Regions from separate parts of the Homo sapiens genome. Here all the other regions are linked to region 2. A link is a loop called in an ENCODE intact Hi-C map of the cell type or tissue named here. Cell type or tissue: heart right ventricle. All regions are shown on one strand.

The links. Peaks named below come from ENCODE experiments on the same cell type or tissue, not always from the same donor. Only the 100,000 strongest peaks of a DNase experiment are listed, where the experiment ranks them.
Region 1: it touches region 2 in a loop (4-fold over the local background); 10 of 110 quality-filtered maps call a loop at or near these places.
Region 3: a loop joins it to region 2, with 2.8 times the contacts of the local background. A loop is called at or near these places in 4 of 110 quality-filtered maps.
Region 4: it touches region 2 in a loop (3-fold over the local background); 9 of 110 quality-filtered maps call a loop at or near these places.
Region 5: a loop joins it to region 2, with 3 times the contacts of the local background. A loop is called at or near these places in 3 of 110 quality-filtered maps.

Annotation. Positions count from the first base shown.
Region 1 is chr13:71,622,151-71,627,150 of GRCh38, reverse strand. The region is part of intron 3 of DACH1 (dachshund family transcription factor 1); the gene reads left to right. Among named protein-coding and RNA genes, the nearest start is that of DACH1, 240 kb to the left of the region's middle. In heart right ventricle, no CTCF peak of the experiment used is centred here; no DNase peak of the experiment used is centred here; H3K27ac peaks cover 3,743 bases.
Region 2 is chr13:71,862,666-71,867,665 of GRCh38, reverse strand. It overlaps DACH1 (dachshund family transcription factor 1), which reads left to right and starts at 462. Exons shown (of 11, transcript NM_080759.6): 1 at 462-1,744. The coding sequence starts at 897. In heart right ventricle, a CTCF peak has its summit at 2,973; DNase peaks (open chromatin) are centred at 265, 975, 2,255, 2,875 and 1 weaker place; H3K4me3 peaks cover 5,000 bases; H3K27ac peaks cover 3,859 bases; H3K27me3 peaks cover 2,679 bases.
Region 3 is chr13:71,722,384-71,727,383 of GRCh38, reverse strand. All of the region lies in intron 1 of DACH1 (dachshund family transcription factor 1), which reads left to right. Among named protein-coding and RNA genes, the nearest start is that of DACH1, 140 kb to the left of the region's middle. RefSeq lists an enhancer at 1-667. In heart right ventricle, no CTCF peak of the experiment used is centred here; no DNase peak of the experiment used is centred here.
Region 4 is chr13:71,462,407-71,467,406 of GRCh38, reverse strand. The region is part of intron 10 of DACH1 (dachshund family transcription factor 1); the gene reads left to right. Among named protein-coding and RNA genes, the nearest start is that of DACH1, 400 kb to the left of the region's middle. In heart right ventricle, no CTCF peak of the experiment used is centred here; no DNase peak of the experiment used is centred here; H3K27ac peaks cover 1,012 bases.
Region 5 is chr13:71,752,878-71,757,877 of GRCh38, reverse strand. All of the region lies in intron 1 of DACH1 (dachshund family transcription factor 1), which reads left to right. Among named protein-coding and RNA genes, the nearest start is that of DACH1, 110 kb to the left of the region's middle. In heart right ventricle, a CTCF peak has its summit at 3,088; a DNase peak (open chromatin) is centred at 3,259; H3K27ac peaks cover 1,003 bases.

The DNA.
Region 1 (5,000 bases), 240 kb after region 2:
CTTTGACAATGGTGAATAATTATTTTATATCCCAATTTTACATGGTAACCTTGAGCTCATATCTTTCCAACAAAATGATCACTTTAGGAGGAAGTGAGCACCTGAGGATAGATCCGAGTGAGGCATCAGCACACTGAGTAAAATATATGGCCATGTCGCCATTCTCCCTCATCCACAATCAATTGGATTCTTTTAGTTTAATATTTACTTGCTAAGATGAGATGCTAGTCTGCATGGTGATAAACAGTCTGCTCTTGGCATCTGAAGGTGACCTGTCAGTTCATATGGACAAATCTCCTGCTTACTGAAATGTACAAAATAAATCATTAAAGCAGGCAGGTGCTCATTCCCAGATTTAAATCACCATAGATTTATGATTTGAATTAATGCTTCATTTGGCCATAGAAATAGATGCTGAGACAGATGATATGCACTGGTTGGGGTTTCCATACTGTAGCCATCCTGATATTGATTACTGAGATGTCTTTGCAATCTCTTGTTTATATCAAGTACTATCTTGTGACAGGTTGGCTGATATGAGCTACATTGCAGATAAGAAGGAAAAATGTCCTGGATTCTTTTTAGTGGCAACACTATCCACAACATACAGGCCAGATAAGTTGCTATTTTTTTTGCTTTAAGGACTGATCTACATAACCAGCTTAAAAAATGCTGCTTGGAAATTGGGACTGGGATAATGCAAAGGCGGAATTTAAAACCGGTGAACCCAAGGTCAATTTGATAGTGTCTATAGCTATGTTTTAATCTGTTTATCCTTTTTTTGGCATTATGCACACTTTTGAGAATACTAAATTAATCACAATCAGTTTAATCTAAATAAAGGAAACTTAATTTTACTTCTAGTTTTTAAATAGTATATAAATATTGACATAGTGAGCATCTCTTAATCGTTTCTATGTTATTTAAATACTTGCTAAACCTAGTATCTTACTCCCTTCCTTAATGACAACAAAGGAAGTAACTCTTTAAAGATAAATACATTAAATATTATTCCCAAGTGCAACATTTTGTGGAGTATAATTTACCAAGAGGCAGGAAAAGACTGCATTTTTACTTCTCTTAACATTTTATTTAAGGAAAACACTATGTATACAGTTTAAAAAATACTTGGAGGATTTAAGAGGGACCTTTGCCACTAGCTAATATCTGACTCATAGAACTGGTAAACAGCTATCAACAATAGTAGATTGCTTGCTTAGTAGGAAATGAGTTCATATCTATTCAAAATGTAATCTCAAAACAGATGTCCCAAGAAAATCTCATTGTTTAAACCATAGTCATAACCTTCTAACTGCTGTAATTTCTTTAAGGAAGGGAAGTACTTGTAAGACTTTAGTATTTTCTCTTTCTGAACATTGTGGAACATAGGCAAGGGTACACTAATGCCCTGATCAACAAACCTGAACACATTTCACATGCTCAAAACATATGATTGTTTTTCATTTTCTCAAACTTGTAATCGTTACAAGAATGTAGAAGTTTCAAGTAAGATTAAGGACTTGAGTTTGAGAATAAAGCCGTCACCTTCAAGGGTATTTATCACTCCTTAGTTCTTCTATTCCTCAACCAATAAAACAAAACAAATATATGAAGGGAAAAAAAGCCAGGCAGTTAAAGAGATAAAATTATCTTCTTCAGCTCACCCTACTCTTATCTTTCTTTAATTTTAACCATTCCTGCAGAAACAAAATAGTTTATGCTGGAGTCATTTCCTTTCTTCTAACACATGTGTCTATTTGGAAGGAAAAGATTAATTTTATGATTTCAGGAAAAACTCTTGGAGACCTTGAGAAAGCAAATAAAAGGAAACTGAGAACGCAGGCCACCAAGCAGAGCTCTGCAATTGCACATTGGATTCTCTGCCTTGGCAATGTTAATGAACCTCAAATCCTTCCTATAATTAGATGAGGGAATTGCTTATATTTTCAAACAGATGATGCTGCTATAATGAAACGATTGACAGGGAATTTAAGAGTGTCTACAGTAGTCATTTGGTTTCTGTTATAAAAAAAAAGTTTAAAAAGAAGATTGGCTTTAGACATAGGTCCTGAGAGAGGTAGTAATTTACATAGCATGCTATGACAGGTGTCTTTGTATAGTAAGGAAATAAAATGGAAGACTAGAGAAATGATGGGCAGGTATAGCAATTTTTTCAGGGAGGGGGTGTCCTATGCTTATTCTGCTTAGGTTCTTTAAAAGGGGCCGAGACTCAAGAGATGGAGCCGGATTGAGTGCACAGCTGTAACTGCTGATGAGCTAATTGCTCCTTATCTCTCAGCCCCATTCATCTTCATTTTTTACCAATTACTGAGAATTATCTGTGTTCTCAGTTGGATATGAGAGTTAATCCTTTTTGGTTAAGCTGGCAGTACTGTGAGCAGATTCCAAATCGGAGGGTGAAAAAGCCAAAGCAAGCTTGCTCTAAAAATGTCTCCAGTTCAATTACAGTATCACTGATTCACAAGAAATTTGCTATTGTTTAACAGATTAAATGTAGAAAGTTTTTTTGTTTGTTTGTTTGTTTGTTTTGGTAACTAGAATGTTTTTCTGCCTAACAATGATTTTTAAGATCTTTCTTCCTGCCTGGTGAGTAAAACTTAACAATATTAACAGCCAGTCTTGTAAACGTGGAGCATATACAAGACTACCCTAAAAGTCCAGAAAGATTCTGACACATGAAATGAGAAATATTTTAGAACTGATAGCTGTCAATTAATATATAAGTAGTTTAATTAATGAATTTGCTCTCTGTAGCTTCACATGTGGTCAAGAAAGTATGTTCAAATATAAATCTTTTCACAAATGTCCCATTAGTGGATATTTTAATGGAAGACCACATAAGCATCTCTTAAAAGTATAGGAACCACCATGGTTTGTAATTCAATTGATTAAGAATAGGCCATATGGTTAATATCATCCCCTATGCAAAAGATATCTTCATATCCTGAAATTTTTACACAAAATTGCTTACCCCAATAATAAAAGACAAAAAATGTACTAAGCTACTATTCCATCAATTTAAATGCATTTTTAAATATTTACTATTTATGGCAATTTTTCTTCATTATGTATTTTAAACAAGATAGAGAATTACCAGTTTGACAATGATTAGGAATGTTGTTATTAAAACAGTATGTGCACTTCACTTTCAACAGCTTTGAATTAGAGTCTAATGTGAAAATCTAAAGGATAAATGGCTAATTTAATACAAGATTATCAAAACATCATTGTGTAAAATGTGAATATGTTATTGTGTGACCAAGTAAGTCCTTCTAGACACAGCCAAAAACTCAGGTAGGGGAGCAGAGAGCAAAATAAGTCAGAAGATTTAGCTTCCAGTAATAATGTAGTTAATAAATAACTTAACTACTTAGATAAGTCACTTAACTGCTCGTCTTTTTTATTTAATAAATAAGGAATTTTTGCCTAATTTCTCTGTTGGCTCTAAAATTCTTTGATTTTTGAAACCTCAATAAAAGATAAAGGGCAAAAAGATATTTTTGACAGTAATTTTTAAAATAAAAAATCAGAAGTAACCACATGTTCCAAAACAAGGCATCCTTAAGTATACTATAACATCTATTTACATATTATGCAAGCATTATATGATGGATAAGTATTGACAGTATTTATTTTGAATATAAAAAAAGGATGATGCCACTTTTTCTACCTTGGTACTATGTATCCTTTTCATTAGGGTTTGGAAGAGGCTAAATAAGAGTTAACATTGCTATGTTATTGTGGAAAAATTATGAATATTAAAAAATATAGCTTAAATTAGATTATTTTAAAATGTCATATGAGTATATTAATAACTGATCATTTTATGAAGCTCTTTTTCATTATTTTCTAGAAATTGGATAGCATTATTCTGCATTTTCTCTCATAATTTGTTTTTGATCTTTATTGTTCATGTAAAGGAATAGAAACATTAATGATGGCAACAGGTGACTGTGGAAAAATACATTTCTATATTAAAAAAATCATTTTTCACTTTGAAATATTTGAACACATATTCTTAAATCCATTTCTATATGTAATAAAATCATTACAGCATGATTTATAACATGTACTAGTTTCCTATATAAACTATTAAATGTATTTTTGATGCAGATAAGCAGAAGGCAGAAAATATTTTTATTTTTGAATGTGATGTCTATTCCACTTCATGAAAACTTTTTTTTACTTATATGGACAGTTGGAGAACATAATTCAAAAATATTATGCAATGTTTTTGTTTTGATTTCAATATTGCTAATTCTAACTAATGACTAGATAATAGAGTAAACCTGTTAATTCAAGCATATCATATTAGGAAATAAAAGTTAAGTGATTTTATTTGACACTATATCCTCATGTAATTATAAAATATAAGGATGTATATAGGATGTATCATATATATAGGATATATCCTAATGAATATGTTATGTGGTAGACTCCATTACATTCCAGGAGGATGAATATGTTTTCATCATGGAAAGTCCTGGAAATGGTAATTATCAACCTACAAAAACATGCTATACTGTTTACGTAAAGTTTGTAAAGAAAGTAAAAAGAAACCACATATTTCAGTGTAAAATAACCCCAGGTCATATTCAATTTGTTTAAGATCAGACAATTCTTTTTTTCTTCATTAATATGATACTCGATTGTTTTATATTTGAATTTCATATGATTGATGATGAGGGATTAAAATAAATATTTAACTTTGTTTTATAAAATATAATGTTTGCTAATACATATTTTTAAATATCTCATAATGTCTTGATATTAAAAATATATGTTTAGAGATTTTACTAGGGTGTTTGTAGTCCAATATTGTTTTGAATGTGTGCACACAAGCTTATAACTCTGAGCCCAATGCACCTGTCACCAGACCTAGTATTTCACATTCACGTGACCGTGATTCATCTCTCAGTTGTACAAATATTCCCAAATTATACAAAACCATTTGTATCAATCATGACATGTGAAATCTA
Region 2 (5,000 bases):
AAATCCTGGAAGGAGAGAGCTCGGCGCGCTCAGGCTCCTCTTTAAGTTGGCGGGCGATTGTTTAGAAGCTTTGGAAAAAATTACCAGTCCCCGCGGACGAAATGGAATGTGAGACATGCAATCTAACGGTAGTAGTAGAAGAGAAGTAGATGATCTCCCTCTCCTTTTCCGATCGCCACTTCTGTGTCCCCGGCTTTTCCTCTCCGTCCCTCCCACAGTTTCTTTCCGTATCCTCCCCCTCCCCTCCTCCTTTCCTCGCACGCTCCCTCTCCAGTGTCTCGCGCTCTCGGAGTCTCTGCTCCGAGTTCCTGGTTGGATAATTTGGGTTAATACTAGTGAGTGAGGTTTTTGCGGCTTCAAAGGGTATTTCAAGTTTCCGGAGCTCCTCCCCTCTGCACCGTGTGACAACAACAACTCGTCCAGCCGGCAGCCTGCACTTTTCAGCTCATTTTCTCTCTGTCATTCCCCTCTCAATCTTTGATCAATGTACTTGCCAGGGAGAGCCCAAGTCCTTCAAACCTCCTCCTTTTCACCTTCATCCTTAACTTTGTGCTAGAGCGAGACCCACACAACAACAGCCGACCCTCCCCGCCCCACCCCCACCCCCAAACCAGCCCTCGATCCCAGCCCCCGGAGAGGACTCGCATTTCGACTTGCGGGACACTTTTGTGCGTTCCTCTCCAGAGCGCCTCTCGTGCTCGCCCCTCTTGCGCTCGCTCTTTATTACCTTCACCTCCTTTTCTCCCCCTTCTCTCCCTTTCTCCTTCTCGTTCTCTCCCGGAGTTGTTGTTGCCCCCCTCGCTCCTTCTCCCCCCTTTTTTCCCCTTCCCCTCCCGGGGGTGTGTGGCAACTTTTCCTCTCGCTTCTCCTCCGTCTGTTTCCCCTTATATGTGACCATGGCAGTGCCGGCGGCTTTGATCCCTCCGACCCAGCTGGTCCCCCCTCAACCCCCAATCTCCACGTCTGCTTCCTCCTCTGGCACCACCACCTCCACCTCTTCGGCGACTTCGTCTCCGGCTCCTTCCATCGGACCCCCGGCGTCCTCTGGGCCAACTCTGTTCCGCCCGGAGCCCATCGCTTCGGCGGCGGCGGCGGCGGCCACAGTCACCTCTACCGGCGGCGGCGGCGGCGGCGGCGGCAGCGGAGGCGGCGGCGGCAGCAGCGGCAACGGAGGCGGCGGTGGCGGCGGCGGCGGTGGCAGCAACTGCAACCCCAACCTGGCGGCCGCGAGCAACGGCAGCGGCGGCGGCGGCGGCGGCATCAGCGCTGGCGGCGGCGTCGCTTCCAGCACCCCCATCAACGCCAGCACCGGCAGCAGCAGCAGCAGCAGTAGCAGCAGCAGCAGCAGCAGCAGTAGTAGCAGCAGCAGCAGTAGCAGCAGCAGCTGCGGCCCCCTCCCCGGGAAACCCGTGTACTCAACCCCGTCCCCAGTGGAAAACACCCCTCAGAATAATGAGTGCAAAATGGTGGATCTGAGGGGGGCCAAAGTGGCTTCCTTCACGGTGGAGGGCTGCGAGCTGATCTGCCTGCCCCAGGCTTTCGACCTGTTCCTGAAGCACTTGGTGGGGGGCTTGCATACGGTCTACACCAAGCTGAAGCGGCTGGAGATCACGCCGGTGGTGTGCAATGTGGAACAAGTTCGCATCCTGAGGGGACTGGGCGCCATCCAGCCAGGAGTGAACCGCTGCAAACTCATCTCCAGGAAGGACTTCGAGACCCTCTACAATGACTGCACCAACGCAAGGTGAGTCGGGGGGGATAGCCCCCGCCGCCCGCGCCCCTTCCCACCAGCCTGCTCGCCTGCCCTCGCTCCTTTCCCGGCGCCGCTCGCTCTGCGCGCCCGCGAGCCGCGCGCCCCGGCGAGCGCGGCCCTCTCCTCTCCCTGCTCGGGGCTCGCCAGCCGCGCCCGACCCCCTGAGAAGTTGGCACCTCACCCTGCCCAGACCTCGCTCTTCGGCCCGGTCCTCCCCTTGCCCTCTGGGTCCCGGGGATGGGCTGCTGTGGGATGTGGGAAAGCCGAGCCTCGGGGCGGAGGGGACGAGAGGGAGGAGGACGGCGCCTTTGCTGGAGCCACAGCCCCCTGCCCCGGGCGCGCGGGCGCCTGGAGACCCCTCTCAGCGCTGCTGTCCGCGTTCGTGCGCTCCCCAGGACCTGGGTTCCACGGCCAGCCTCCCGGCACCGACAGGGCTGATCTGTGGCGCCGAGCGGTGTCCCGGGGGCGGGGGGAGGTCGTGACCTGCTCCGCAGGGCTCGGGGAGCGGGGAGACGCGCTCCGGGTGAGGGCCCCGCTGGGAAAGGCGAGGGAGCGGACCAGCACCCGAGGAGGGCACTTTGAGGTCGGGAGGGAAATGACCCGCGAAGCTGAGAGACCGGGTCCATCCCGGGGGATGGGCTCCGGGGACTTGAGCTCCGAAGCCCGGAGGGGAAGCCAGCCGAGGGGAGGGGTCTGTGTGTTCGCGCATGTGTGCGTGTGTCCGCGTGTGAGCGAGTGCGTGTGCAAAGGAAATAAAGGGGTACGGTGGCCCCGGGGCAGATGCGAGGGCAACCAGCAGGTTTTCTTCGGTAGGGGGAGGTGACCGATTGCCCGAGACTCAATGGAAGCTGAACTGGAGAGATTAGGAAGGAAAGCCACGGAGCGCGCTCTCTCTCGATCTCTCTTTCGAGTTCTCTGTCTCTTTCTCTCCAAAGTGTGTTTTCTTTCTGTCTTTCTCTCTCTTTTCTTTTCTTAAAGGTTAGTAGCTTAAGCAGCGAGCAGGTGCACACTTTGCACTGGGATGCTCAGCGGCCCTGATACTCTGTGCCTTGGCTTCCCCAGCCCAGCAAAGCGCGCGCACGGAGGAGGCGGCGGGACCGGTCCCCAGCCAGACCAGTTTTATGCTAATGAACGCTCAGTGGGGGAGGATCTACCAAGAGGGGGCGGGAGTGGGGCAACTTGTCAGTTTCGGGGTAGAGATGATCATTCCACCCCCTTTCACAGCGCCGCTTTGTCCCCACGGTTCTCTGCAAGGAAGCGCAGAGGCAAAAGTTCAGAGTGAGATTCCGGGAGAAAGAAAATAGGGAAAGTTGAAGACCTGAAGCGGGCACGTGGGAACTGCGCGCAAAATTTGCGCAGAAACTTCGGTACCCTCCAAATAAGTTTGAAGATTGAGAGAAGGAGCGGAGTTAGTGTGTGCTCCCGCAGAGATAGGGAAACTTAGGTGGAAAGGAAGTGTAGCAAGGAGACCAGAAGGACATTGGGTTGAAAAAGCGCTAGCTCTTTTTTCCATGGAGAAAGACTTCTTCTCTGTTAGTGCCCGGGAAGGCTGTGAAACGAAAAAGATTCGAATTCCAGTCCAGCAAATGTCCTATCCTGACCTAGCCAGAAATTCTTTTCCGTGTTTAGGTATTCTTCCTTCCATGGGACTTGGGTGTGTTTGGGCTTTGAACCTTCGACTATTTTGGGGTAAATGTTGTGTGTGTGTGTGTGTGTGTGTGTGTGTGTGTGTATGTGCGCGCGCGCGCTCAAAAGTATGGACAGGTGGCAGTAAAGATGGGGGGTGGTGGGGGTCGCGGAAGCAAGATCACTAAACGTCATTTACTCAGATAATTGGAGTTCTTGGTCGTGCAGAATGTAAAATATTTGCCCAAAATCTATATTAAAACTATTTGAATCAGGACAGGAAAATTGTTCTGGAGTTATGAAGAAAGCTAGGTGAAATTTGAAGCTAGTTCAGATACGATTGTTATAAAATTGTCTGCCTATCCAGTAAATTGGTGAATTGCTACTTTTTTTTTCTCTTTAATAATCAAACATCTACTCTCCTCGGTATCCTCTTTATGTGTTTCTTACAGCACACTAGATACTAGATAATTAAAGGCCATTTCACATACACACACGTAAACACAAAAAATTACTGGAGAAAACTTTCTTCAATGACTGCATTATAATAAATGTTATAATCAATGTTAAACTCGATTTATTCCCTGAATTTTTGCCTAGATTTGAAGTCCTCACCATGTGGTTGGAGAATATTCTTTAACTTTTAACTAAATATTTTTCAAGTTTTTTCCCCCTGAGGTTAACAACAGATCTGGAGTTTAAACTTGCAGAGCCAAGATAAGTTAAATCCAGTGGAACTGTTTATCTCTTCACAAATATCTCATCACTACTGTAATTATGTTTCAGTCACCTGGCCTTAATAATTTGCAATTACATGTGTTGCTCTAAAACCCTATTTCAAGTTATTTTTAAGTTAAAGGCGGGAAGTTTGTTGATTTAGTATTGTATTTGATCATATATCAACTAAAAAAGCTTACTCAAACTTAAATACATGCAATATTGTAGTCATTAACTTGAGAAGGTGTTTAGTTGCAAATACCTACCTTGGTTTTCCTAACTCTGCCACTGATTGAAGAAATTGAGAACTTGTAATGGAACTCCCTCTCACCAAATATACTGTTTACCCTATATTATTATTTTTAATGATTATTATAAGCATTATTGTCTTATTTCTTACCTTTGAAAGCTTTGAAATGTTTTGCATCTTGCATTTATAAAATTATGATTACTTTTTTCATTCAAGTCAAGTTTATATCTTTGCTGTGAAGAACCTTTTTTATTCACCTAGATGTATTGATTTATTTCACTTTGGTTTCTTTCTCCTCTAGCTACTTAACAGGCTAAGGGAGTAATTTATGTAGAGTATAAGAGAAGCTGAGCAAGAAGGGAAACTGTATAAAATTACTATCTATACACCCATATATGTGTGTATATAATTTATACATGCACATATCATAATTTATATACAATGAGAAACATCAAATCTTAGCACTCTCAGCTTTTTACAGAAACTATGTCTATCTCTTAATAGCATGGAATAATAATACCAGGGATTTTGAGGAACCGAAATGATGTTACAGAAAAGTAAGGTTCATAAACTTGCTCAAAGTGGCTCAGTAAGTTAGTAGCAAACCTTCGAGTGGTTTTAATTTGCTTAGGGCTATTGCATTAGTATGTTATC
Region 3 (5,000 bases), 140 kb after region 2:
GAAAATTAGATTAATCAAGGAGCAGACATTTGGAAGAAAGTTTGTGTGAATGCCTGACAGTCTTGCTCTTTCCCTCATTTCAAATGTTGGCAGGGTAGCAGGCAGCTCCAAGGGAAATGTGCTCCTTTCATACTTGAGTAATTGATGAATTGTATGCAATATGCAAATGAGAATCCATAAATCTTATGAATGACAGCTTAATTTATGTGAGCCTTAATGAATGCAGGATTAGATTTTAATTAAATATCCTCAAAGGCACCCTGAGTAGTAGATTTTTTTAGGCCTTGTTTTTTGAAGACTTGTTTCTCAAGCAATGCATTTTACAAAAGCGGAAAATCAGGCAAAGAATTCAGCCTATATTTTAATAATAAGCATTGTTTCATTTTACATAGAAAACAGCAGATCAATTGATTGGTCTTTAACAAAATATGTATAGATCTATTTATTTTCTAAACATTTCTCTAAATTCGATTACTTTTATTGTTGGTCTCTGATATCATATGCTATTTTTAATTCTGAGAAAGTTATTAAAACTTTACTAAAAAATATACCAGAGCTAAAGAATTGTTTAATAAGAGATATATTAGATAGATAAACATTTAAAGTATCAAATATAATTAGAATAAAATAAAGTCTTCCTAACCATTGTTTTCTTTTTCAAAATTGCCTCTCTAGACAATACTTAATGAGATAAGATGATAAATAAGACTATTTTATACATGATATTTAATAAGGAGACTTGTATACTAAAATTAAACTGAAATGATGTATACTCCTGTGGAATAGTTACCTCTTTAATTCACTTTAGTACCTTGAATTTAAATATAGATTTTTCATTGCCTATTTATTGGATGACAAAAAAATCACTTTATTTTTCTATTAGGCGTATACTTTTTTACTTAGAATTTGTTTAATTTAGGATGAAAATGCACATGTGATTTGGATGTTTAGATATCCAAACAATTATTTCTTACATTTAAAGCGTTTTCTTGTTAAGTCACGCTGAGTTTACTGTTTTTAATACTCATCAGTTGTTTCAACTAAATCAGTTTTAAATCTCAGACATGGAAGTATTCTTTTGCTTTTTCTCTCAGTAATGATACTAGTGCCTATGTGCATATAAATAGGAAAATTCACATTTTCCCCTATTAATGAAACAAACTTATAGGGCTTCAACATGCGGTCTATTCGCCTCAACTCCCTGTAGCATTACAAGTGTATAATTCATTGAGAAGAATAGAGGTTTAAAACATGCCAGGCAGAGTCTTGGTCCATAGCTGAGATTCTGAGGGGGAAGCATCTGTGAGGACCTCAACTGAAATTGCATGCACAATTTTAGGTAAATCACTATGTGTTCATTAATGATTAAAGGGGTCCGTAACTTTCAACAGGTTCTCCAAGGGGATTTGTTATCCAGAAAGACAAACTATAATGCAAAAGACAATAGCAAATACATAACTTTGTGGAGCAAAGTGTATCTATTTGAAACCAAAAAAGCCCCATGTAATCCAGTGCCTTTATAAACCATGCAGCTTTCTAAGAGATCAATCATGTGTAAGCATGCTTTCCTTAAATCTTCCACTCATATTTTTTAATACTGTATTATTTATTTTCAGAGCAATATCCAAACAAAATATCCTGCATTTTTGTTTTATTTTCAATGATGATTGCCATCCCAAATATTGTGAATTAAGGAGCTTATTTCTCTAATAGATATTATCAATTATATTTTTAATGTGTTTATGTAAAGAACATCTACTAATCAAAGTAAAATTTATACATGCTACATAAAATGGCAATATAATTCTAGACAAAACAAATTTTAAGATATTTAGCAAAAAATCAAGATTTAGCTAGCTTTAAAGTTTATATTTTATATAGTTTCATCAACTTTACTCTTATTGGTACCACTCCTTCCCTAGGGCATTTTACTTTAATATTAAATGTTAGATACCACAATGCACTCAGAGAAAGAGAGGACTAACACTTGAATGAAATGACAGCTTTTGAGAGGAGTTTTAGAAGTAGAATTCGATATTTTGGTTAATTTCTATTTACTTTCTCTCTCTTTTGTCTTCTTTTTTGAAACTCAGCTGAATCCGTAGGTTCATTTTCTTAGAGGCTACATTGCTCAAAACAATTAAAGCTTTGTCAAGAAAGGTGCCTTTTGAGAAACATGGTTTTTTGACGCTAACATTCATATTGCTTTGATGAGACTTGTTTTGCTAAAAATTTTTCAAGTCTTTTTTGTTGTACTAATTTTATGTTCAAAACCATTATTTTCAAGTTTTCTTTTGAATTTTTTTTTTACAGTTTCAGTTTCACTAAGATATGCTATAATCCACATGTAAAGTCCGTTTTTTGCCAATTGTAATATCACATTTTGATGTTTTGCACTTGCAAATGGAGTGTTAGAGAGAATTGCTTGTTCCTTTGCAAACCCAAAAGTTATAGTTAGTTGTGATTGACATTCATTATAACATAAAGGTTCATCCATGAAGAAACATTTCTAAGACGAGTGTTTGAGACTGCCAAATATTTGAATGTTTTTATTCCTCTAAAGTAGTCTTTATGGAGCTAATTGGAGCTTAAAAAAATACAAATGGACATAAATCATAAAGAAACTTACTTGCAAGTTCCTTTACAATTCTTCTCTGTTTAAAACTCTAGGCATAACATAGTTTCTTTCTTTTGATATCATAACTAACATACATTTTCTATGTATTTTTTGATATAAGTAATACTTTATTCAATTGACTTGGAAATAACCCATCTACTTTGCTGTGTATAAAAAAATTCAGAAATGGAAGTATATGGTATAGTTGTATCATATCAAGAGTGTTTCCAAGTTATTTTGAACAAGTTATAGAGCAGGTTTTAGGCAAATGTTGATGATCTCAGGATTTCTGTTGGTCAGTTGGAGTAATTTAAGATTTAAATTGGCATGCATTGAATATATTGTTTTTAGTTATTATAAATTTAATTTTATTTATTCATTCAGTAAATTATATTTGCTAAAGGGCAGAAAGTTTTGCCTAGTTGGGAGTCACCAAATGGAATTATCCAAGTATAGCAAGCTGTCTTCAGTACAGTTTTGATGAAGGTTTTCAAATGTAAAATTACTTCTCACTTGAGCTAAACAGGATAAATACAACTATAAACCCCTTAGAAGTTTTTGATGATAGAAGTTTTTTCATATTTGTTTCCTTTATTTTGAAAACAAACAAGTTGGAACTAGTTTCCATTAGATACGAATTTATTTTTCTACTTACCTTAGGTTTAAGTGAATGCCTACAAAATTTCAATACTGAGAGGGCTTTTCAGACTAATCTAAGAATTGCTGATTCCTATCAAAATAGTCTGAAAGGAAAGTGAAAACAAAAATACAAAACAGGCCAGGTGCAGTGGTTCAGGCCTGTAAGCCCAGCAATTTGGGAGGCCGAGGTGGGCAGATCACTTGAGGCCAGGAGTTTGAGACCAACCTGAGCAACATGGTGGAACCCCGATTCTACTAAAAAGACAAAAATTAGCTTGGTATGGTGGCACTTGCCTGTAATCCAAGCTACTCAAGAGGCTGAGGTGGGCGGATCACTAGAGCCCAGAAGGCAGAAGTTGCAGTAAGCCAAGACAGCACCACTGCACTTCAGACTGGAAAAGGCAGTGAGACTCTGTCTCAAAAAACAAAACAAAACAAAACAAAAAAGCAAAACAATAATTTATCATTTAATTTGTTAAGAAACAGAAGAGGATTGATGTGGGATTAGAACATAAATTTTTAAAAAACCACCTTACTAAAAACAGATTTTATTGCGTCAAATGCAAGTCAACATCAAAAGAGGTTTTTAATATTACTGTTCAGGTACCTATTTATTTGTGCGGTCTGAAGTTATAAAATATCTTAAAACATAATGCCAAATATTTGGGGAACCATGTTAACCATGTTAACTAGGACACATTTTATTTTATTTTTTAGATAGGATCTCACTCTACTGCCTCGGCTGGAATGCAATGGTGTGATCAGGGTTCACTGCAGCCTCAACCTTCTGGGGTCAAGTGATCCTCCTACCTTAGGCTCCTGAGTAGCTGGGGCTACAGGCATGTGCCACCACGCTGGACTAATTTTTTTTTTTTTTTTTTAATTTGTGTAGAGACAAATTTGGCCTGGTTTTCCCAGGCTGGTTCTCAAACTCCTGGGCTCAAGCGATCCTTTTGCCTCAACCTCCCAAAGTGCTAGGATTACAGGTACAAGCTGCTATGCCAGACCTAGACACATTTTAATAGGTTTTATTTTATTTAGGATAGAGAAATGTACAACGGTTTCTGGTTTTGACACAACAATCCATGAAAAAGATGAAAAGAAACCTGGAACTCAGCACATTCTGCTCTTTTGAATATAGATGGTACTGAGTCATTCCTTTACAAAGTCTCCAAATAACAGAGATATTCTAACCCTAGCCCCTGCTCCTAAGCATTGAGGGAGGAGGTGATAAGAATCCTCCTCCTCTCTTTAGCTACACCCCCAGCTCCATCGTAGTTTATGAGAAAGCCACGAATAGTATATTGAAGCCCCACAGCAATGATGTAGACATTGAACCCAGAAAGTTGAAGTTCATACAAGTAAAAACTGAAACCTGTACCTTCTGACCCCAAATCCAAAGCTCTTTCCTCAACTTTTGAAACTGAATGATACTGTGTGTCTGGCTTTTCAGTACTTTATCAACATATTTAGAACTATTGTTTCTAGCAAGATAAAATAATAAATGAGAAAATGATATATATCTGTTTGGGGATTATTTTAAATGCATACAGATTTTTACATTGATATAAGCCAAGCTCACTATGATGATAGTTTTCAAGTATTATTATCCGGAAGTACCCCCTTCCCAATTTTCAAGTTCTGTCCAGAAAGCTATTAAGTAACCAACCACTGCTTTCTTTGGTGTTCGGTATGACTTAGTCATGAGTAGCTGCAACTGGGAGTTTCACATAGGAAGGACTTG
Region 4 (5,000 bases), 400 kb after region 2:
CGTCATTTAGCATTAGGTATATCTGCTAATGCTATCCCTCCCCCCTCCCCCCACCCCACAACAGTCCCCAGAGTGTGATGTTCCCCTTCCTGTGTCCATGTGTTCTCATTGTTCAATTCTCACCTATGAGTGAGAATATATTTTATTCTTTTAAAAATATATTTTAAAAAGTAATACTGTTTTTTAATGTAACTGGATATGCTTGAACTCCAAATGCTGAAGGCCTCTTGTGGGTTTTTGTGGGAAATTACTTCTTACATAAATTAAACTATACGTGATATAGACATAGTAGGCATTGTTTAAGTATGAAGCTGCTCAAAATAGTAATAGAATGTAACTCATTATAATTATTTACTATGTAAAAATATTTAAATACATTATTTTCGTAGAGCTAGTTTTCTAAACTGGTCCTTACGAAAAAGAAACCATTGTTATTATATGTCTGTGTTGGGACATTTCATGAAGTTTTGTGATGTTATTTCAATTAGACAGAGAAAATTTAGGCATAATGATTGAGCTTAGTTTGTAATATATCTGTTGTCTTTTTTTTTTTTTTTTTTTGAGACAGGGTGCTGCTCTGTCACCCAGGCTGGAGTGCAGTGGTGCAATCACAGCTCACTGCATCCTCAACTTTCCAGTCTCCAGCAATCCTCCCACCTCAGCATCCTGAGTATTTGGGACCACAGACGTTGTGTGTGAGAATGCCCAGCTAATTTTCATATTTTTTGTAGACACAGGGTTTTGCCATGTTGCTCAGGCTGATCTCGAACTCCTGAGCTCAAGCGATCCACTTGCCTCGGCCTCCCAAAGTGATATGATTACAGGCGTGAGCCGCCGCACCCTGCCTGGCATCATGTTTTTCTAGTAAAAATAATGTAATAGGGGGTTGGCACTATGAGAGTTCGGGAGATAAATTACTTTAATCTGGGAATATCAAGAATGATGGATTGAAAGTGGAAGTTTAGAGAGGGGAAGTAGACATCGTGCAACTAAATTGCCATTAAATATTGAAACAGAGAGTTATTAACAGAAAATATAAATGTCTTGTTAGCATAAATAAAGTTGAAAAAAATAAATTAAGTTGGCTTGCTCATAAACATGTTTGTGGTTGGGCTTAAATAGTATCTGGAAGACCAATAGTCAAAAATAGTGATATATGGAAACTGGGAAAGATATTAGCAGGGGACCCTAAAGATCAATGCTAGATCCATTTTGATTTAACATCATAATTAGTAGCATGGAAGAGTGGTTAAACAGTGCACCGGTGAAATTCACAAGTGATCCTAATTTAAAAGTTGTGACACATCTCTGCGGTCAGTATAAACATGCAAAATAAACTTGGGGAATTTAGAAATTTAAGGAAGAATGAAATAAGATTACCTTTGTAAGAAAGAAAATTTAATTTTAACATCTGTTTTTAAAGAATATTAAGAAGCTCAACAAATATCAATGATAGTATATGCCCACTTACATCTTTTTATGGTACTATAGTAACAACAATTAGCTGCGGGGCTGAGGGGAGTATCAGACAAGAGGTAGAAAAATCAGCTGCATTTAAATTTCATATATGTATTTGTACCGATGATACTTTTTACTACTATGAATTCCAAATAACTAGGAAGTTGCTTTTTCATTATAGTCAATACGTTAATTTTTAAGCATTTTTATACAGTATAGTATTATCTTCAGATTTATGAAAAATATATTTATAAGGTTTTGCTTTGAGTTTTTTTAACCTTTATTATCAAGTGAAAAAAATGATGGTTCAGTTGGAGCAAGTTATCCAATTAACTTGTTCATCAAACATCATCACAACAAAAAATGTATATAATGACTACAAAAGCTGAAGAAGGTTATCATTTAGTAATATAGATAACAACTAACTCTAATAGTTCATATTCACAAAGCCTGCTTCCTCTTTTTGTATTCATCCCCCATGGTAAGGATATCCTAGCCATCTTAGAGAAACTTTAAGAAACACAGTGGCTTCTTTAAGATAGAGCATAAATACAATTAATTTTTTTTCTGAGAAATGTTATACTTCAAGAGTCATAAAAGTGATCTGAAAATATTTAAGTAACAGAAAAAGAACCCCCATTTTAAATCTGTTCATTACAATACAGATTTGTATGAGCAAAATAAAAAATTGGTATACAAATGCATGGTTATGGAAAGTGTGTTATTAATTTGATAGCATGTATATATTTAGACATTCTAAGCATATAAACTCTTTGATATAAATTCTTCTTTAGAAAAAAACATAATCATTTAAACTATAAATATAAAAATGCTTATAGTGCATTATCCTACCTCCCATGGTTAGGGACAGAATGCAGACATGCCACAATAATGTTGTTTTATTTCTACTGTTCAAACCATATTAATGAGAACATCATTTTGGAGAACTAATTATTTCTATTTGTCTTGTGTCACACTTTCTAATTCCCCTATATTAGCACAGCCAAAGCAAATTAATTGCTTTTCCAGTAGTTGAACCTTGTCCAAGAATGAGCTCACATTCCCTTCCAGTTTCCCTGTTTCTGGGAGTGCATTGTGTCAGAAATTTCTCTTGATACTAAACATAGTCTTGAGAATATCTTTACAGATTTCTGTGTGCTCACTTGATGAAATTTCTAAGTTTAAGTGACCCGCCAAGAAAGATAAAGTTCTTAGCTGCAAGATTATACATCAAAACAGTTAAAGTGAAATTAAAATTAAATGAATGAATCTCACTGAAGCAAAAAAAGCAGTAATTAATGGTTCCCTTAATTGTCTTCATAAAATATTTGCATGGGTCTAATTTGCATAATTTGCATGTATTAATTAATCTTTCAAAGGAATTTTGTGCTGAGAGAAGCCAAAAAATCTCTTTGTTTTATTTAAGAGCTAATGAAATATTTATCTTCTTTAATGAACTTCTCATCTTCATTAAAATAAAAATTGCACAAGTTTGTATGTTTTAAATGTTTTTATAATTGAAGTATTCAAAAAATCTCTTTAGTCTTACAACAGCTGAAAAACAAACATATTATTTTGCATTCAGTATCATTTTAACAACAGCAACACTTTAAAATAAAGAAAGTTCAATTTCACTTTCTCAAAGATGGCAAATCATATGGCAAATACATACAGCGATTTAGTTTTAAAAATAAGATTTATAAAGACCAGCTCATTTTTTTTAATGACAATGTTATTTTTATGGCTGAAATACTGGGCAATTAGAGGGTATGGGTATTTTTCTCATCCATATGAGAAAAATCAGAATGTTTAATTGTTTGGGAAATGGTTCATTGGTTGAAAATATTTTAGCTGGTTAAAAGAAATTAGTCTGTAAAAATCTATTTGTTATTATTAACAACTGTTAGATTGACTGACAGTGTTTCCTGGCAGAAACTACACAGTTCTAACTTTATTCTAAATCTATCTGCTAAAGAATTGCAGCAGGAGTTTCTCCTCTCACAAACTAAGAGATCATAATGAAAACCAAGAGCCGTGCCTTGGAAGGGATGAAATCCAAAATCTCATCAAGTGCCAAATAGTATACGTTCAAGGGAACTGAGGAGGAATGGAAGGAGAGAGCCTGGAAGTTAAAAAGACATAAGGGAAAGGATATTGGTGATCTCTTAATGGGATTGTTTTTGACACAGCAGTGTTTCAGGATATTACCAAAAAAGAACATCATCTAATACTTCCAAAGCAATTTAAGGTTTACACAACTTTTTTACAGGCATTATTTTTATTGATCTTCACAGTAAACCCATTTTATATTTGACGAAACTGAGGTACATAGATGTAAGTCACTTGGACTCAAACTGTAAATCCAGAATCTTTGAGTTCCTTTGTCTCCATACGCCTTGCTTCCTACGTGACAGCAATCTTTTTATGTCATGAGAATTTATGAAGTGGCTGTGAGTGACTAAATGTTAAAGTAGATAATGAGGGTGGCATAAATTTATGAGGATTAAGATTCAAAATGCAAATATATAGTCTTTCTATGTAAAGTTTAGTAATGTGATAAAATCAATTAAATTGACTTTAAGTTTCCTGTAGGATTCATCTTTAGTAAAAAGGCATTTTCATTAGCTTGCATTTTTCTCAAGACGTTTTCTCTAAAATAAAACAAAGTTTAGTTTTCTCTAAAATAAATTCACTAGTTTACAGGGATAATTAATAAATCAGTTACACAATAAATGCCAATACAGATTTTATTTTACTAATATCGATAATGTATTTAAATAACTGGTTTTAAAATGAGTAAAATTAACATTAATACAGTTTAGTGCTAAGAGAGTAGTGCTGAACTGAGAGTAATAGTCTAGTGTCAATACTATCATTCATTAATGTTGTGACCTTGGTAACTCACTTTAACTGCTAAGTCCTGTTCTAACACTGATATTTTTATTCTGTCAAAATGGCAAAGACATCTACTTTGTTCACTGAGTATAGACACACAAACACATGCACACACACGCATATGTATTCATGGTTTATGTGTGTGTGTGTGTGTGTGTGTGTGTGTGTGTGTGTGTGTGTGTAGATAGATAGATTCTAGACCTGGAATTCCTGGGTTCAAATTCCCATGCTGCTGTTAACTGTATAATACTAAGTATAATACCAAGTGTGTAAATTACACTGTTTGATGTTTTGGGTTCCTAATCTGTAAAACAAAGATGATAATAACATTTTATTTGTGAAATTGTTATGAAGATTAAATGAATTAATACACGTAAAGAAGTTAGAACAGTAACTGGTAGAGGCCGAGTGTTGAAAAGATTTTGCTATTTTTACAATTATGCACAAATTTAATGTAATAGTAGTTGAAATTGTGTTTATTTTTGGTAAAAATTAAACATATCTTGCATTCTCCTCAGTCAATGATTTTTTTTTTCTGTATGTGATACATAGCTGTTCTTTGAGGCATGATTGAGCTGGAAAATGAAATAAATATTCACCAGATTTTCCAGAGCATTTAAAAAATTCATGACATGGTGTGAATTTCA
Region 5 (5,000 bases), 110 kb after region 2:
AGAAATGCCATTGTGATTATCAACAACTGGATTGCTACTTTCAAAGTACCTTTAAGGCCAGGCGTGGTGGCTCACACCTGTAATCCCAGCACGTTGGGAGGCCGAGGTGGGCAGATCACCTGAGGTCAGGAGATCAAGATCAGCCTGGCCAACATGGTGAAGCCCCATCTCTACAAAAATACAAAAATTAGCTGGGCATAATGGCGGGTGCCTGTAATCCCAGCTACTCAGGAGGTTGAGGCTGGAGCATCGCTTGAACCTGGGAGGCAGAGATTACAGTGAGCCAAGATTGCACCATTGTACTCCAGCCTGGGCGACAGAGCAAGACTCTGTCTCAAAAAAAAAAAAAAAAAAAGTACCTTTAAAAATTCTCTTGGCTTTTCAACAACAGACTGGTGAGATTGGCATTATTACACCCATTTCTGTGATTAGGAAAAATGGTCCCTACAGAGGTTAAGTGATTTGTTCAGGTTAGACAACAAAGACTCTACAGAGCCATTTGGCCACTGGTCCGTTTATTTTACTAAAGCTCCAAAGAAAATGCCTTTAAAAAAATCAAGTTATTTCCTTATATTGCTTGTGTTCTAGTGCTTATGGCATTTAGGGTATTAAAACAGTTTTTCTTAATTTTTCTTTTGATCCCAAGTCTTGAATTACTATGTATTGATTTAAGTGATATTTTAACATTTAATTGAATGCATGTTTATTATGAGTTACTGAGGCATAATATTAATTATTCAAGCTAAATAAACTATTTTTGCTTTATGTCAATAATAAGCCCTTTCAAAAATCTTCAAACGTGTGTTACATTTTTATTAGGACTTTTAATACATATTTCTCATGTTTTATGCATTGAATTGTACTTAACAAAAATCAAACAGTCACAGTATATGAGTTTTTTGTTACAAATTTGTTACGTGAGCCATCGTTTCTCCTGATCCTTTACATTCACTATGTCATTCTCACAAGTGAACAACATCCAGGCAAGCATATATCCCAATTTGACGTCTCTATGATAATCAGATATTCAATTCTGCTTGATTTAAAGCAAACTTTCTATATATACTGAGAGTTATGATTTTTCCTTTAGAAAATTGAGTGGATTTCAAATTTTGCTATTAAATATATTTTGCTTCTAAAAATCTGAATTTATATTTCTACTCTAAAGATGATTGTTTTGTATTATAATTATACCATTTTATATCAGTCTTCCTCATTAGACTGTGAGTTCATCCAGTTAGAGGAATCCTGCCCTATCTATCTTGACCTTTATTTCTGTGATTGCCAATACAGTGTCCAGGACATAGCTGCCACTCAACACAGTATCTTTTAAAATAAAATGTTTTTTTTTTTCATTGTTTTGAAAACAAACCCTAAACCATAATATAAGTCCTTTCAATATTCTGAGAATGTTGAATTATAAGTTTTAAAAGGATAAATGAGGGTGGATGTTCAATTCTCTGAACCCTGGATTTCTAGGAAATAAAAATGAATTCCTGGTAGATGGGGTCTAAGTATACTTTTAAATGTCTTGGCCGGGTGCGGTGGCTCACACTTAGGTAATCCCAGCACTTTGGGAGGCCAAGGCGGGCAGATCACGAGGTCAGGAGATCAAGACCATCCTGGCTAACACTGTGAGAACCTGTCTCTACTAAAAATACAAAAAAAAAGAAAAAAAAATTAGCCGAGTGTGGTGGCATGTGCCTGTAGTCCCAGGTACTCGGGAGACTGAGGCAGGAGAATTGCTCGAAACTGGGAGGCAGAGATTGCAGTGAGCCGAGATCGGGCTACCGCACTCCTGTCTGGGCGACAGAGTGAGACTTCGTCTTAAAAGAAAAAAAAAATAAAAAAGTCTTTAGTTTACGCATTTTAGTCTTTAAATTTAAATAATTTAAATTTTCTAGCCATTACTTTAATATTTAACATTTTTTAGTATTTTTTCCATACCGTCTCAGCCAATAAATTAATGGTCTATGATGAATATTCTCTATTATTTTGGTATAGTATCATAAGTTTAAAAGTAATGGTTTCCATATATTTGTTGCTAATGCTGTGATTAAAAGAAATACTTTTAGAATTCATGTGAAAGGAAGAGAGTAGGCAAGGGACAGACTTGATTTAGTTTGAAGACATTATACAAGTCTGTCTCTATTCTTAGATAGTAATTTGGGGAAAGTAGTATCCCATGTTCTTAAAGATCTATGTGAAGAAATTGATAGCTACATCATTTCCTCTTAATGTACTGAATTAAAAGTTAGGATACATACCTTTCAGACTAGGTTCTGCTACTTAGTAGCCCTGGAACTGTCTGAATTTCAGGGGTGCCATTTGCAAAACAAGACAAATTAGACCTAACTTAAGACTTCCTAGCTCTAACAATAATCTTGGGACCTTGGGACATTGACTGCAGAAAGAAGAGATTTAACTAGCTTTGGTCAGAGCAATAAAATTAACACCAGTTTCGTCTGGCCCACTGATGTCACAATTTAAACTTGAAAGAGAGTTCTGTGAAAATAGCTTTTCATCACCATTGTTTTTCTGATTGGGGTCCATGTTTAAATAGCTACCTGTATAACAGCCTTGTATTGCAGCTTTAATATCCAAAATATCTTTTTTTCCTCAACTCATGTGTGATATATTAATAAAATTCTCATAAACAGATTTTTCTTGTTTTGCTATACTTGATTGAGGTCTGCTATAAAAAATTAAAGCTACTAAAGGTGGGGAGATATCGGCAACTCTGTTGAACACTGCTATTCAGTATTAGCCAAGTGGAGTGTTTCCAGGCAACATCTTAGTATGTAGAATCTACCCTGAACATGATAAAATAAAACTCATAGACAAAGTTAATGATTTTTCTTGTTAATTTTCAAAGAGAAGATGAAGAGATAAAGTAGTTTATGATGATTTCCCCCCGGCCCCGGTCTTTTTGCCCATCTCCTGGATAAAAACAGAATGATATTAAAAGCGATGTGACCCAAGGAAGAAATGATATTTAACAATTCATAACATACTTGCCTTATTATTCTACCTCTTTGTTTTTTATTAGACTCTCCTGCAATGCAGTGAATCACCAGATAGTGGCGTTTTTTACGTTTTGCAGAGTTGTGCGATATATTTGTGCCTTTTTTTTTTTCCTGGTTATGTCTAAAAGATATAATTTGGCCTACATTTATCTTTAATGGAATATTTTTTGAGAATTTCATGAAATACTTTAGGAAATGTGAGACACCCTGGGGTATTACAAAATCTGGGCTGGAAATCACTGGCCCAGAGAATGGTTACTAAAGTCTGACAGCTGTTGGGTCAACGGGCTAAGCCATTTAACCTCCATAAACCTCATTTTCCTCATCTGTAAAACAAAACTCTTAGTGCTGACCTACTTCATAGTTCAGGTTGGCAGCAGCTAGGAAAATACTGAGAGTCATCATCCCCTTGCAAAGTATCAACTCCCATATCTTCTAAAGACTGTACATACCATAGTACAGATACTTGATTGCATAGCATGAAAGGGGGCAAGGAAAGGTAAATTATTATTTGTAGTTGGACAGGAGCCAGGAAGCATATCTCATATTTTTAGAGATATTAATTGGGAGTATCTATATCCAGAGCCATGGGCGATGCCAGAAGGGAAATGGGCACGATCAGAGAGGAAGCACTAACCAGGTGAGCCAGCTGTGAATTCCTCCATTTTAAAGCACTAATAGAACAGTCTGGAACTTTGCTTGAGGAAATACATATTTATTTTGCTGAAACAGGATATGAAAAAAAGAGAAAATGGAGGAAAATAAAAGTAATACTCCAGTGGATGATGTATAGAGTACATTAAAAAAGATAATCATGAGTCACATTAAGTCAGAATTAAGCTGCTTCTGATTTAGTATGTTATTTTGGTTTCTCTTTGCATCTGTGGCCTGAACCAATTAAAATATTTTGAAACAATAAAACATTTGGTCATTTATACTTTGACTATGGCATGAGAATTACTCTATATTACTTTTGTATGATTTGTACACATGGCAACTAATATTTCTTGTATAGTAGTTTACAGCTCTTGGCAGCTTTAGGGGTAGCTGATCACAGTGACTTTGGTTTTAAAAAGGAAATATGGAATAATCCAAAAAAGAATAAACCATTGCAGATAATTGAGAATTGATTATATTTCACACACTCAAAATGTGGAAAGTTCTAAAGTGCTCTTCCACTTGCGAAGCAAGTTAGGTAGGCTGGTAGTGAAATATTGAGGGCAATTTTCTTCATACTATTACTGGAACAGTGTCAGCAAGGCAATCTATGAATGTTTGTACTTTTTCAGACCTGGATATACTAACTTCGTTATTTATATATCTTGGTAAGCGATAAATGAAAAAGGCATTTAAAAAACTTGCATACTTCTTTAAGTGATTACATCTTCAAGCAGATGTTAAAATAAGGATTAGCCTTTTTTTGCATGTGATGGTGCACGAACCTTTTAAGGAATCTGTGAATTATTGCTTTGGTTCAGCAGGAGTGCAGTAAGAAGAAATGTACCTCATCTGTAATACACTGTGTAGACTAATATCAGCTCCTTTTTTCTTATATTGCAGCGAGATATTGATCTGGTAAAATGGTACCATATTGGAGCTGTCTGTTGTGGTATTCATCATGCTGTCACATCCCTAGTGCCTTGAAGTTATTGGAAAGTGGAATTGAGAGAGTTCTGTCATTTGGTGTGGCAATCCATTCACAGGACAGTCACTACAATATTTGCAGTGGTTCGCTTATTTTTCTAGCCAGGATAGCTTCACCTTTAGTAACAAGAGGGCCTTTCTATTATCCCATGCATAGTGGTATTAATAGGTTAGGTTTAACTCTTCTCTGGCTTGCTTTCCTTGTGTATCATTGCTCTTTTCTAGTCACTGCTCACACCTGCTGCCTGTCCTGATGCTGATGTATTGGGCTTATTTCTGTGGGACTAGTATATCTGAACTGTGACTTCAAGTCCCTTATGCTTTTATCTG